2 separate regions of the Homo sapiens genome follow, and region 2 is linked to region 1. A link is a contact called in ENCODE Hi-C or POLR2A ChIA-PET data. All regions are on one chromosome and are shown on one strand. The core of a region is the stretch at or near the end of the contact, and the rest is flanking DNA. Distances in the headings are between cores, read along the strand shown.

Region 1 (5,560 bases), core at 1,366-3,865:
TGTCACCCCAGCACTTTGGGAGGCCAAGGTGGGCGGATCGCCTGAGGTGAGGAGTTCGAGACCAGCCTGACCAACATGGAGAAACCCCATCTCTACTAAAAATATAAAATTAGCCAGGTGTGGTGGCTCACGCCTGTAATCCCAACTACTCAGGAGGCTGAGGCAGGAGAATTGCTTGCATCTGGGAGGCGGAGGTTGCGGTGAGCCGAGATTGTGCCATTGCACTCCAGCCTGGGCAACAAGAGTGAAACTTATCTCAAAAAAAGTAAAAATAAAAATAATAAAAAATAAAAGTTGGGAAATATGACTACCTGAAAATGCATGAAAATGTACATATACATTTTTTTTTTCGAGATGGAGTTTTGTTCTTGTTGCCCAAGCTGGAGTGCAGTGGCGTGATCTCCGCTTACTGCAACCTCTGCCTCCCAGGTTCAAGTGATTCTCCTGCCTCAGCCTCCTGAGTAGCTGAGATTACAGGCACCTGCCACCACGACATTTCAAAGTTAATAAAGTGATCACCCTTATACCCACCATCCAAGCCCGTAAACAGCTCATCATTAAACACCAGGCAATTCACGTCTGTGCCTCACAGACGACATCTCCAGCCCCAAGAGGAAACCGCCATGGTTCATTTTGTATCATTCGCCCCCCTCGCTCATCTTTATGTTTGCAGCTATGCAGAAATCCCCAAATACCCTGTTTTCTAGTTTCGATGATGTTTATGCTGCGTATGATGGCATGGCATAGAATATTTCTTTGTGCCTTGCTTCTTTCAGGAAAAGAAAAGCTAAGCAGGTAGGGTGCAGGTGGCATTCATTCTTTCTTAGTTATATTCATTCCAGAGACCCTGGATCTGTATCTCACTTTAGAGATTATAAACATGCTGCTAACACCAATTTTGCAAAGCCCTCCCAATGAGCATTTTATGAAAGTCATTCTTGGCCGGGCGTGGTGGCTCACGCCTGTAATCCCAGCACTTTGGGAGGCCGAGGCAGGTGGATCACTTGAGGTCAGGGTTCAAGACCAGCCTGGCCAATGTGGTGAAACCCCGTCTCTACTAAAAATACAAAAATTAGTCAGGCATGGTGGCATGCACCTGTAGTCCCAGCTACTCAGGAGGCTGAGGCAGGAGAATTATTTGAGCCCAAGAGGCGGAGGTTGCAGTGAGCCGAGATCGTGCCACTGCACTCCAGCCTGGGCAACAGACAGAGTGAGACTCTGTCTCAAAAAAAAAAAAAATAGGCCGGGCGCGGTGGCTCATGCCTGTAATCCCAGCACTTTGGGAGGCCGGGGTGGGTGGATCACTTGAGGTCAGGAGTTCGGGACCAGCCTGGCCAACATGGCGAAACCCCATCTCTACTAAAAATACAAAACTTAGCCAGGCATGGTGCAGACATCTGTAATCCCAGCTACTTGGGAGGCTGAGGCAGGAGAATCACTTGAACAAGGGAGGCAGCGGTTGCAGTGAGCTGAGACTGCGCCACTGCACTCCCGTCTGGGCGACGGAGCGAGATTTCGTCTCCAAAAAAAAAGGAAAAGAAAAGAGAAACGCCACTGGTAAGAGCAGAGGTCCTCCTAGGCGCGCATTCTGCATGGCCCCAGCACTGTTAAGTTCAGCTTTCAGTGTTTGGGGAAGACCTGCAGGTCAGGGACCCCCACTGTGGCTGAGGGGGCTCAAGCTTGGCCCTTTCTCCCGGACCCCTGCTGCCTGCGTTTCCCAGCAATCTGCTGCTTTATCCTAGAATCTGGGTGACTCATGGCCCTCCCCATCCTGGAAGGAATGAAGAGGAGGAGGGGAGGCTGCTATGCCAGGACAGTCCCAGACCTTGCCAAGGGGCCTGGGTCCACTCCCACCCCCAGGGAGCGCTGTGCGGAGGAAAAGGACCATGGCTGAAATCAGAATCCCTGGATTCAACCGGGGGTGGAGGGGGCCGGGGCGGGAGGGGGGAAACATCTGTAGCTGAGGGAACACCCCTCCCGCCTCCAGTCGCTGAGGCTGAACTTAGCCGACTTTGGGGATTCCCCACCCTCTACCCCCAACTGGTCCTCAATTCTCACAGATGTAAACTGAGAATTTTCAACAATCGTTTTGGCAAACATACGCCAGGCCCCCTTCTGAGCGCTTTGCACCTATTAACTCATGCAACGCCTGCAACGCTATGAAGTGGCTGCTGTTATCACTACCATTTTACAGTGGGGGGAACTGAGGCACAGCGAGGCCAAGCACGATGCCCAAGATCACACAGCCAGCAGGTGGCCGGGAGGGGCTCGACCCCGTGCTGTCAGGCACCAGAGACTCGGCTCTTCAGCCCCAGGCCAGAGCCTCCCTGCACTGACGGGGTCGCGAATTCGGGCAGGAGGGTTCGTGTGTGTCCTCACCTCTGGGACGCGAGCTCCGGGGACGGGGGACCTCGTCTGGCGTGGGAGGCATTTAGTGAGCGCCGTGGACTGAAGCCGGGACGGTCTTAGGAGAACCACTTCCCTTCTTGGCCGCCTGAAACCCCCTACAGGGTTCTGCTTCTGGAACTGCATTCGAGGTCAGAGTTTCTAGTACGAGTAAAGCGGATCCTCGGGAAGAGACCCGACCAGAAGGAAATCGCCGTCTTGGAAGATCTAAGTCCGGGATGGAACAAAACCCACTCCGGGCGGGGGGAGCGCGCCACCTGGCGGCGGATCCTGCTAAGGCAGCGCCGCCCGGAGACCAGAAACGTTGGATTTGGGCAGTGGGCCGAGGTGGTTGGAATTGGCGAATGGGCAGTTGTCTGAAAATCATTGTGTGAAACTAAGGACTGTCTACCAGTGGCTTCCAAAATTCTGACGCACAGTAAGAAATCATTTTGCGTCAGCATTTTTTTTTTTTTTTTTTTGAGACAAGGTCTTGCTCTGTTGCCCAGGTTGGAATGCAGTGGCACGATCTCGGCTCACTGCAAACTCCACTTCCAGGGTTCAAGCGATTCTCCTGCCTCAGCCTCCTGAGTAGCTGAGATTACAGGCGCCCGTCACCGCGCCTGGCTAATTTTTTATTTTTAGTAGAGATGGGGTTTTACAATGTTAGCCAGGCTGGTCTCGAATTCCTGGCCTCAAGTGATCTGCCCGCCTCGGCCTCCCAAAGTGCTGGGATTGCAGGCATGAGCCACCGTGCCTGGCCGCATCAGCATACTTTTACAAAAGAATACCACCCTCTATAGCCAACAACAATGGATTGTATACTTCAAAATAGCTAGAACATTTTGCATGTTTCACCGCAAAGAAATGGCAAGCATCTGGGATGATGGATTTGCTAATAACCTTGATTTGATCACTGCACAATTTATATATGTATCAAAACATCACGCCGCATCCTATAAATATGTACAATTAAAAACAAAATTTAGGCCGGCTGCAGTGGCTCATGCCTGTAATCCCAGCACTTTGGGAGGCCGAGGTGGGTGGATCACCAGGTCAGGAGTCCCAGACCAGTCTGGCCAAGATGGTGAAACCCCATCTCTACTTAAAAAAAAAAAAAAAAAAAAATTTGCTAGGTATGGTGGCGGGCACCTGTAATCCCAGCTACTAGGGAGGCTGAGGCAAAGAACTACTTTAACCCGGGAGGCAGAGGTTACAGTGAGCCGAGATCGCGCCACTGCACTCCAGCCTGGGTGACAGGGCGAGACTCCGTCTCAAAAAAAAGAAAATTTTAGTTTTAAAAATACCACCCTGTATTACACGGCCCTGTATTACACGATGCTTTATATTCCACTCTATTCCTTTTTTTTTTTTGAGACAGAGTGTCACTCTATCACCCAGGCATGATCTCGGCTCACTGCAACCTCTGTCCCCCAGGTTCAAGCAATCCTCCTGCCTCAGCCTCCCTCAGCCTCCTGAGTAGCTGGGATTACAGGCTCCCGCCATCATGCCCAGCTAATTTTTGCATTTTTAGTAAAGACGGGGTTTCACCATGTTGGCCAGGCTGGTCTCGAACTCCTGTCCTCAGGTGATCCGCCTGCCTCAGCCCCCCAAGGTGCTGTGATTACAGGCATGAGCCACCAGGCCCGGCCTATTCCTATTTTTAAATGCTGGTCAGGTCACCTTAAAATGGTTTCCTGACTCTCTAAGGGTCTGGGATAGGGTTTTCCACTGTTCTAGATTATCCCCATGTTTTTTCACTTGACAGAGATTATGATGAGGAACCGGTTACACCCACGCTACCTCCCAGTGAGCCTTCCCCACCACACAAAGCTGCCTCCAGGATTCGCTGCCAGCTCTGATGTCAGGATGAGTAACAGCTCAGGATGCTGAAGACACTGGCCCAAGACCACACAGCCTGGATGTGGCAGTGCCTGTTTCTGCCTCACTCCTGGAGGAGGAAAATGATTAAATACCCGTAATTTCACTGCTATTGAGTACAATTTAATTCATCCTTCCTCCACTTTGGCTGATAAGATTGAGCTGCACTCACCTGCTGTTCTCTTAGGCTGTAGCATAAGGCATTCCAGAGGTCAAACTTTAAAATGTCTTTTTCACTTTGGGAGGCCAAGGCGGGAGGATCACTGGAGGCCAGGAGTTCGAGACCAGCCTGGCCAACATGGTGAAACCTCCATCTCTACAAAAAATACAAAAATTAGCCGGGCGTGGTGGCACACATCTGTAGTCCCAGCTGCTCAGGAGGCTGAGGCATGAGAATCACTTGAACCTGGGAGGTGGAGGCTGGAGTGAGCCAAGATTGCACCACTGCACTCCAGCCTGGGCAACAGAGCAAGACCCTGTCTCAAAAAAATAAAAAATCAAAAATCTAGGTTGAATTCTCAGGTGTCTCTAAAGTGGCCTTCGATGTATTCTGCGCTGGGTGCTGCAGGGTTGACCATCTAAAAGTGGCGAGCCCAGCCCCAGTCCAGGGGAAGGTAGAGGAAGTGAACCTGCTCATTGTAGGACTAGGACCCTTGAGGTGACAGAGAGCTGTGGTTAGCCTGAGTCCATCGCACTGTGGTGGTCTATGAGGCCGCTTTGCAGGGGCAGCAAATCAGAAGGCTCGGTCTGCTGTGCTTACTCTGCTATCTTTGGAAGGAAAGAGGAGGAAATCGCTCCGAAATGGGAGATAGGGCTGGTGGTCACGACTCAGCTCCACACCAAGATGAGACTTCCTGGGCCCCCAGGGAGGAAGAATAGCAGTTCCACTGCCAGGAGCCACGCCTCAGAGGAGCTGCCTTTCCACCTCCCTCCTGAAATGCCATTTTCAAATTTCTCCTTTACTCTTCCATCCCCAGAACCTAGTACAATATATGGCACATAGTACATGCTCAATAAATATTTATCAAATTAATGAGAAAAGATATGTGGATGTCCCCTCCTGTGCAGCTGTAAGGGGAGAAATAGAGTTCTTTTTTTTTTTTTTTAACTTTCCTACACCAGTTTTATTTAAAACACAAAAATAAGTATTTCTCTTTCTGTAAGGAAAAATGGCTCAAATATTGCTGAACACAGGCCAGACTCAGTGGCTCACGCCTGTATTCCCAGCACTTTGGGAGGTCGAGGTAGGAGCACACTTGAGGTCAGGGGTTCGAGACCAGCCTGGCCAACACGG
Region 2 (5,560 bases), core at 627-3,126, 200 kb after region 1:
CGTTTTAGCCGGGATGGTCTCGACCTCCTGACCTCGTGATCCACCCGCCTCGGCCTCCCAAAGTGCTGGGATTACAGGCGTGAGCCACCGCGCCCGGCCTTTTGGAACATTCTTCCTACGTGACTCAGGCCCCACCTGCAACGTCCCCTCCACAGAGTCCTTCCCCAACCATACTGAATCAAGCAGTCACCCCTGCACGCTCATCTTTCTCACTCATTTCCCTCTGACTGGTTTGCATTTGTCACTCTGGGATGACCCTGTCCTTGGTTTTGTTGTTGTTGTTGCTGCTTTGTTTTGAGATGGAGTCTTGCTCTGTTGCCCAGACTGGAGTGCAGTGGCATGATCTCAGCTCACTGCAAACTCTGCCTCCTGGGTTCACGCCATTCTCCTGCCTCAGCTTCCCGAGTAGCTGGGACTACAGGTGCCCACGACTACGCCCGGCTAATTTTTTGTAGTTTTAGTAGAGACGGGTTTTTACTGTGTTAGCCAGGATGGTCTCAATCTCCCAACCTCGTGATCCACCCACCTCAGCCTCCCAAAGTGCTAGGATTACAGGCGTGAGCCACTGAGCCCGGCCGAACCTGTCCTTGTTTGTTTTTTGGGGGGGTTTTGCTTGTTTGTTTTGAGATGGAGTCTCACTCTGTTGCCCAGGCTGGCATGCAGTGGCGCAATCTTGACTTGCTGAAACCTTCGCCTCCTGGATTCAAGCAATTCTCCTGCTTCAGCTTCCTGAGTAGCTGGGATTGCAGGTGCCTGCCACCACACCCGGCTATTTTTTTTTTTTTTTTTTTTTAAGACAGAGTCTTATTCTGTCGCCCAGGCTGGAGTACAGTGGCACGATCTTGGCTCAATGCAACCTCCACCTCCCAGGTTCAAGCAATTCTCCTGCCTCAGCCTCCCAAGTAGCTGAGATTACAGAGGTGTGCCACCACACCCAGCTAATTTTTGTATTTTTAGGAGAGATGGGGTTTCACCATATTGGCCAAGCTGGTCTCGAACTCCTGACCTTGTGATCCACCTGCCTCGGCCTCCCAAAGTACTGGGATTACAAGTGTGAGCCACGCGCCCAGCCCACCTGGCTAATTTTTGTATTTTTCATACAGACGGGGTTTCACCATGTTGGCCGGCTGGTCTCGAACTCCTGACCTCAAATGATCTGCCCGCCTTGGTCTCACAAAGTGCTGGAATTACAGGTGTGAGCCACCATGCCTGGCCTACCCTGTCCTTGTGGAAAAGCTTCCTGTCTGCTTGTTCCTATAAAATGTAAGCTCAATGATGACAGGAGCTGCGGTCACTGCTGTGTCCCCAGCATCCCGTCTGGCACAAAGCACACCTTTTCCCTGTGGAAAGAGCTCTCCCCAGGAACTCCGACCAAACTTTCCTATGACTCTAGCTCTGACTTCCCTGGGCGAGCAGAATGAAAGCCCCATCCATTGTACAGACCAGAAAGCTAAGGTCCAGGAGGTGCAGGTTCTCGTTGGGGGCCTCATATCAGGCTCCCTCATGCTCCACCCTGTACTTTGTACCTGGGAGGCCTGGGTCAAGTCACTGCCCTCACTCCCAGTCCCTGAGCTTGAGTTTCGCTCTTTTAATGGGAAGCATGACCTTCATGCTTCATGGAGACTTTGGGGTATGTGGCATCTCTTGGTACCCAGTAAATGTTTGCTAAGTGGACAGAGCCACATTGAGCAGGGCAGAGGAGAGGACCCGCCTCAGGCCCCCACACCATGGTCTTGGGAGCCAGACAGGCTCAGCAGCTCGCAGCCCACGCTGCCGCAGGAATATTTGTCAACTGAGCGAAAGGATTTGGGGTTTGGCACAATTGCACCCTCCGTCTCCTCTCCTGGTGATTAAAGGTGAAGCCATTCTCGCTTGCCAGCCCTGCCAGCTCAGCCCTGACTCACCACTTGGCAGTGTCCCCATACCCTGGAATGCACCCCCACCCTGTCCTCACAGAGGCCCTGCGATGATGGCCTAAGGGAGAAAGTGACATTCAGAGTGAAGCCTGAGGATGCAGCCAAGTGAAGGAAGAGTCAGCCCCCAGACCTGTCCCACCTGCCCTTGACTCTCTGCCCTGTCCAACCTCTCCATTCCCACAGCCCTGGCTCACTATCCTCTCCTCAGCCTTTCCCCAGCCTCCCAGCTCCCACTCTTGCCCTTCTGCCCCCAAGAGACCCCAGAGCAGTCTTCCTACACCCAACATTGACTTCCCTCCCTTGCTTATAGTCGTCCGTGGCTCCCTGGCACCCCCAGGACAAAGTCCCAGCTCCTCAGTGCACCCCCTGCCATCTCTCCTCAGCCCTCCATGCACTCTAAGTAACCCTGAAGCCACACCAGTGTCCTTCTGTTCCTTGAGCGGGCCAAGCTCTCTCCTGCCTCAGGCCCTGTGTGCAAGCTGTCCCCTCTGCCAGCACGCCATCCCCTTCCCCTTCACCTAGTTAATGACAACCAACCCTTCCAGTTCCCAGTTAAATTACACTTTTTTTTTTTTTTTTTTGAGATGGAGTTTTGCTCTTGTTGCCCAGGCTGGAGTGCAATGGCTTGATCTCGGCTCACCGCAACCTCCACCTCCCAGGTTTAAGCGATTCTCCTGCCTCACCCTCCCAAGTAGCTGGGATTACAGGCATGCGCCACCATACCCAACTAATTTTGTACTTTTAGTAGAGACAGGGTTTCTCCATGTTGGTCAGGCTGGTCTTGAACTCCTGACCTCAGGTGATCTGCCTGCCTTGGCCTCCCAAAGTGCTGGGCTTACAGGCGTAAGCCACTGTGCCTGGCCTTAAATGACACTTCTAAGGGGAAAACAAAGCCCTTTCCTCTTGTCATCTGCTTTCTCTGCAAGCCTGAGTTTGCAGTTCTTCATTTGTCATAGCAGTGTGTGGTCAGTGTCTGCGGGGAGGGCCAGGCAGGCTCACCCGTCTTGCTCCACATTGAATCCCCTGTGCCCAGCATGGCGCCTGCACGCAGAAGATGATCAGAAAACATTGACTTAATTAAGTGCAGTAATAGCTAATAATAATAATAATAGCTAATGGGGCCGGGCATGGTGGCTCATGCCTGTAATCCCAGCTGGGAGGCCAAGGCGGGCAGATCGCCTGAGGTCTGGAGTTCAAGACCAGCCTGTCCAACATGGTGAAACCCCGTCTCTACTAAAAATACAAAAGTTAGCCAGGTGTGGTGGTGGGTGCCTGTAATTCCAGCTACTCAGGAGGCTGAGGCAGGAGAATCGCTTGAACCCGGGAGGTGGAGGTTGCAATGAGCCGAGATCACACCATTGCACTTCGGCTTGGGCGACGAGCAAAACTCCGTCTCAAAAATACTAACTAACTAAATAATAATAATAGCTAATGGTTAGAGACTGCTGCTGCACAGGCGCTGTGCTGCATACTCGGGAGGATTAAGCCATTTAATTCCCTCAGCAATCTCATGAGTTAGATCCTGTTATCATTCCCACTCTACAGATGAGGGAACTGAAGCACAGAGAGGGAAAGCGACTTGCCCCAGGTCACACAGCTAAGAAATGGCAGGGACAATATCTGGACTCAGGCAAGATTGGGGAAGTAGGAGTGAAACCCTCCAGTGGCGTCTTCTACCTTAGCTCTGATACCGGGGAGCACCACCTGTCCTGCCGAGCTGGGCACAAGCCCTGGGTCCTGGGGGTGTTCCCTGGCTCGGCAGCAGAGGGCAGCAGAGAGCCCAGTCCCGTTCCAGTCCTGCGCTGGGACCTGCCCGTGTGCCCTGCTCTCCCAGAGTGGCCTTAGCATCGCTAAAAGTTGGAAACTAGGGGCGGCATGACCCCTCTCCCAAGGTGGCCACGAGGATTAGCGATATGGCGCATGTGAAACGCCAGGAAAGAAACCTGACCAATGTTCACTACTGGAGAGGGCACAGACTCAGAGGCCGCGCAACTGTGGGTTTGAATCCCAGCTCCTCACTTCTCTCCGTGCCTCAGTGTTCTCTTTTGTAAAATTGGGACCAGACTGGCCAGGCCCGGTGGCTCACGCCTGTAATCCCAGCACTTTGGGAGGCCGAGGTGGGTGGATCATTCCAGGTCAGGAGTTGGAGACCAGCCTGGCCAACATGGTGAAACCCTGTCTGTAGTAAAAATACAAAAAAAGTAGCTGGGCGTGGTGGTGCACTCCTGTGAACCCAGCTACTTGGGCGGCTGAGACACGAGAATCGTTTGAACCCAGGAGGCAGAGGTTGCACTGAGCGTAGATTCCACCACTCCCTCCAGCCTGGGCGACAGAGCGAGACTCCGTCTCAAAAAAAAAAAAAAAAAAAAAAAAATGAGGACGAGGCTAGAATCCACCCCATGGGATCGCAATGAACATTAAATGGGTTAAACTGTGGTGAGGCACTGCAGGGTCCACGCGAGAGCAGCGGTGCCGCTGTGACTGCTCTCTAACCCCCAGCTGTGTCCTCCCTGCTCTGGTTCACACCAACCGGCTTTGAGCACTCTGGGTTTCTCTCTCCTTGTCTGCCCCTGAGCACCGTGTTCCCCAAACGGAGGTGGGATCAGGATCCGGCAAGTGCCAGGCCGGAGTCTGAGCCCAGAGATGGGACAAAGATGGGCAAGAGTCGGGGGTGGGGGTAATCCCCACAGAAGGTAAAACTGAGGCTCGGGGGTTGGGGACGGCCGGCCTGCCTGCCTACGACCGTCTGATGGACGTCGCCTGGTCTGAGCTGGTTCCAGAGCTGGGTGGGGTGTCTGTTGACTGAGAGGGGAGAGAGAAGAGACTGGGAAGAGAGAGGCAGGGACATTGAAAGATGGTCACAAGAAGTTGGCAGTGGAACATAGGGGGACAGAGATGGGCAGAGGAGGGGGCAGGGCCGAGGATATGGTACCTGCGGGCCGGGCGTCGGGGGCCCGGGCGGGTGGCCCCGGGGTCTCCAGCGCAGGCGAGACGGAGAAGCGGGAGAAGCACAGCGGGGGGCCTGGAGGGGGGAGGAGGGGGAAATCCTCCGCCCACTCGAAACTGCCTCCTGCGGCAGAAGGAAAGACCGCGGTCAGGCTGCAGACACCTGCGGCACTCCCGCCCTCTGGTCCCGCCCCTCCCGACCAAGCCCCTCCCACCCCATAGACCCCGCCCCGTCCGCCCCATGGCTCCCGCCCCCTCCCGCCCCATAGGGCCCGTCCTCACCAAAGCCGCTGTCGTTGCTGGGAAACCCATCTCCGGGGGTGGCGGGGTGGGGAGGTGTCGGGGGCGCTGGAGGCGTTGACGGGTCCGTGTCCCCCTCGGGGGGGGCCTGGACGCTCAGCTCGTTGGTTGGCGTCTCCTGTGAAGGCAGATTAGGGGGAAGCCAGAGGGGACAAACCTTCACGTCCCATTTACCGCATCCCCCAAAAGCAACAAAACCGGCTAATATTTCTGGGGCTCTAGGAATCCCAATTTGTAATCACTGACTCGCACGCTCTGGAGAGGTGGCTGGAGCCCCTAATCTGGCTTCGAAGCCTTGGGCCAGCCTTAACCTCAACCTGGCCAGAGGCTCCTTTCCTGACAGCGGAGCCCCGCGCACAGCTAAGTAGCCCAACGCAGGGATTCTCTCCTGGCTCATT

Evidence for each region. Hi-C counts contacts between places; a loop is a spot of excess contacts on that map. ChIA-PET counts read pairs that join two places held with the same protein, here RNA polymerase II (POLR2A). Pooled maps may share reads with other maps.
Region 2: a loop to region 1 is called in a pooled map, with 2.5 times the contacts of the local background. The contact joins two enhancer-like sites. A Hi-C loop is called at or near these places in 2 of 50 pooled maps. POLR2A ChIA-PET finds 5 or more read pairs at or near these places in 3 of 52 experiments (H1 and WTC11).

The regions. Positions count from the first base shown.
Region 1 is chr19:48,288,761-48,294,320 of GRCh38, forward strand. No RefSeq gene overlaps it. Among named protein-coding and RNA genes, the nearest start is that of ZNF114-AS1, 20 kb to the left of the region's middle. RefSeq lists enhancers at 2,377-2,426, 2,447-2,496, 2,614-3,262. Within about 2 kb of position 2,616, at least 3 of the 41 ENCODE cell types and tissues checked have a DNase peak (open chromatin) inside an H3K27ac peak, as active enhancers do.
Region 2 is chr19:48,486,260-48,491,819 of GRCh38, forward strand. LMTK3 (lemur tyrosine kinase 3) reads right to left here. Exons shown (of 15, transcript NM_001388485.1): 13 at 5,145-5,280; 14 at 4,849-4,986. Among named protein-coding and RNA genes, the nearest start is that of CYTH2, 20 kb to the left of the region's middle. RefSeq lists an enhancer at 3,709-4,280 and silencers at 4,796-4,975, 5,036-5,115. Within about 2 kb of position 1,877, at least 15 of the 41 ENCODE cell types and tissues checked have a DNase peak (open chromatin) inside an H3K27ac peak, as active enhancers do.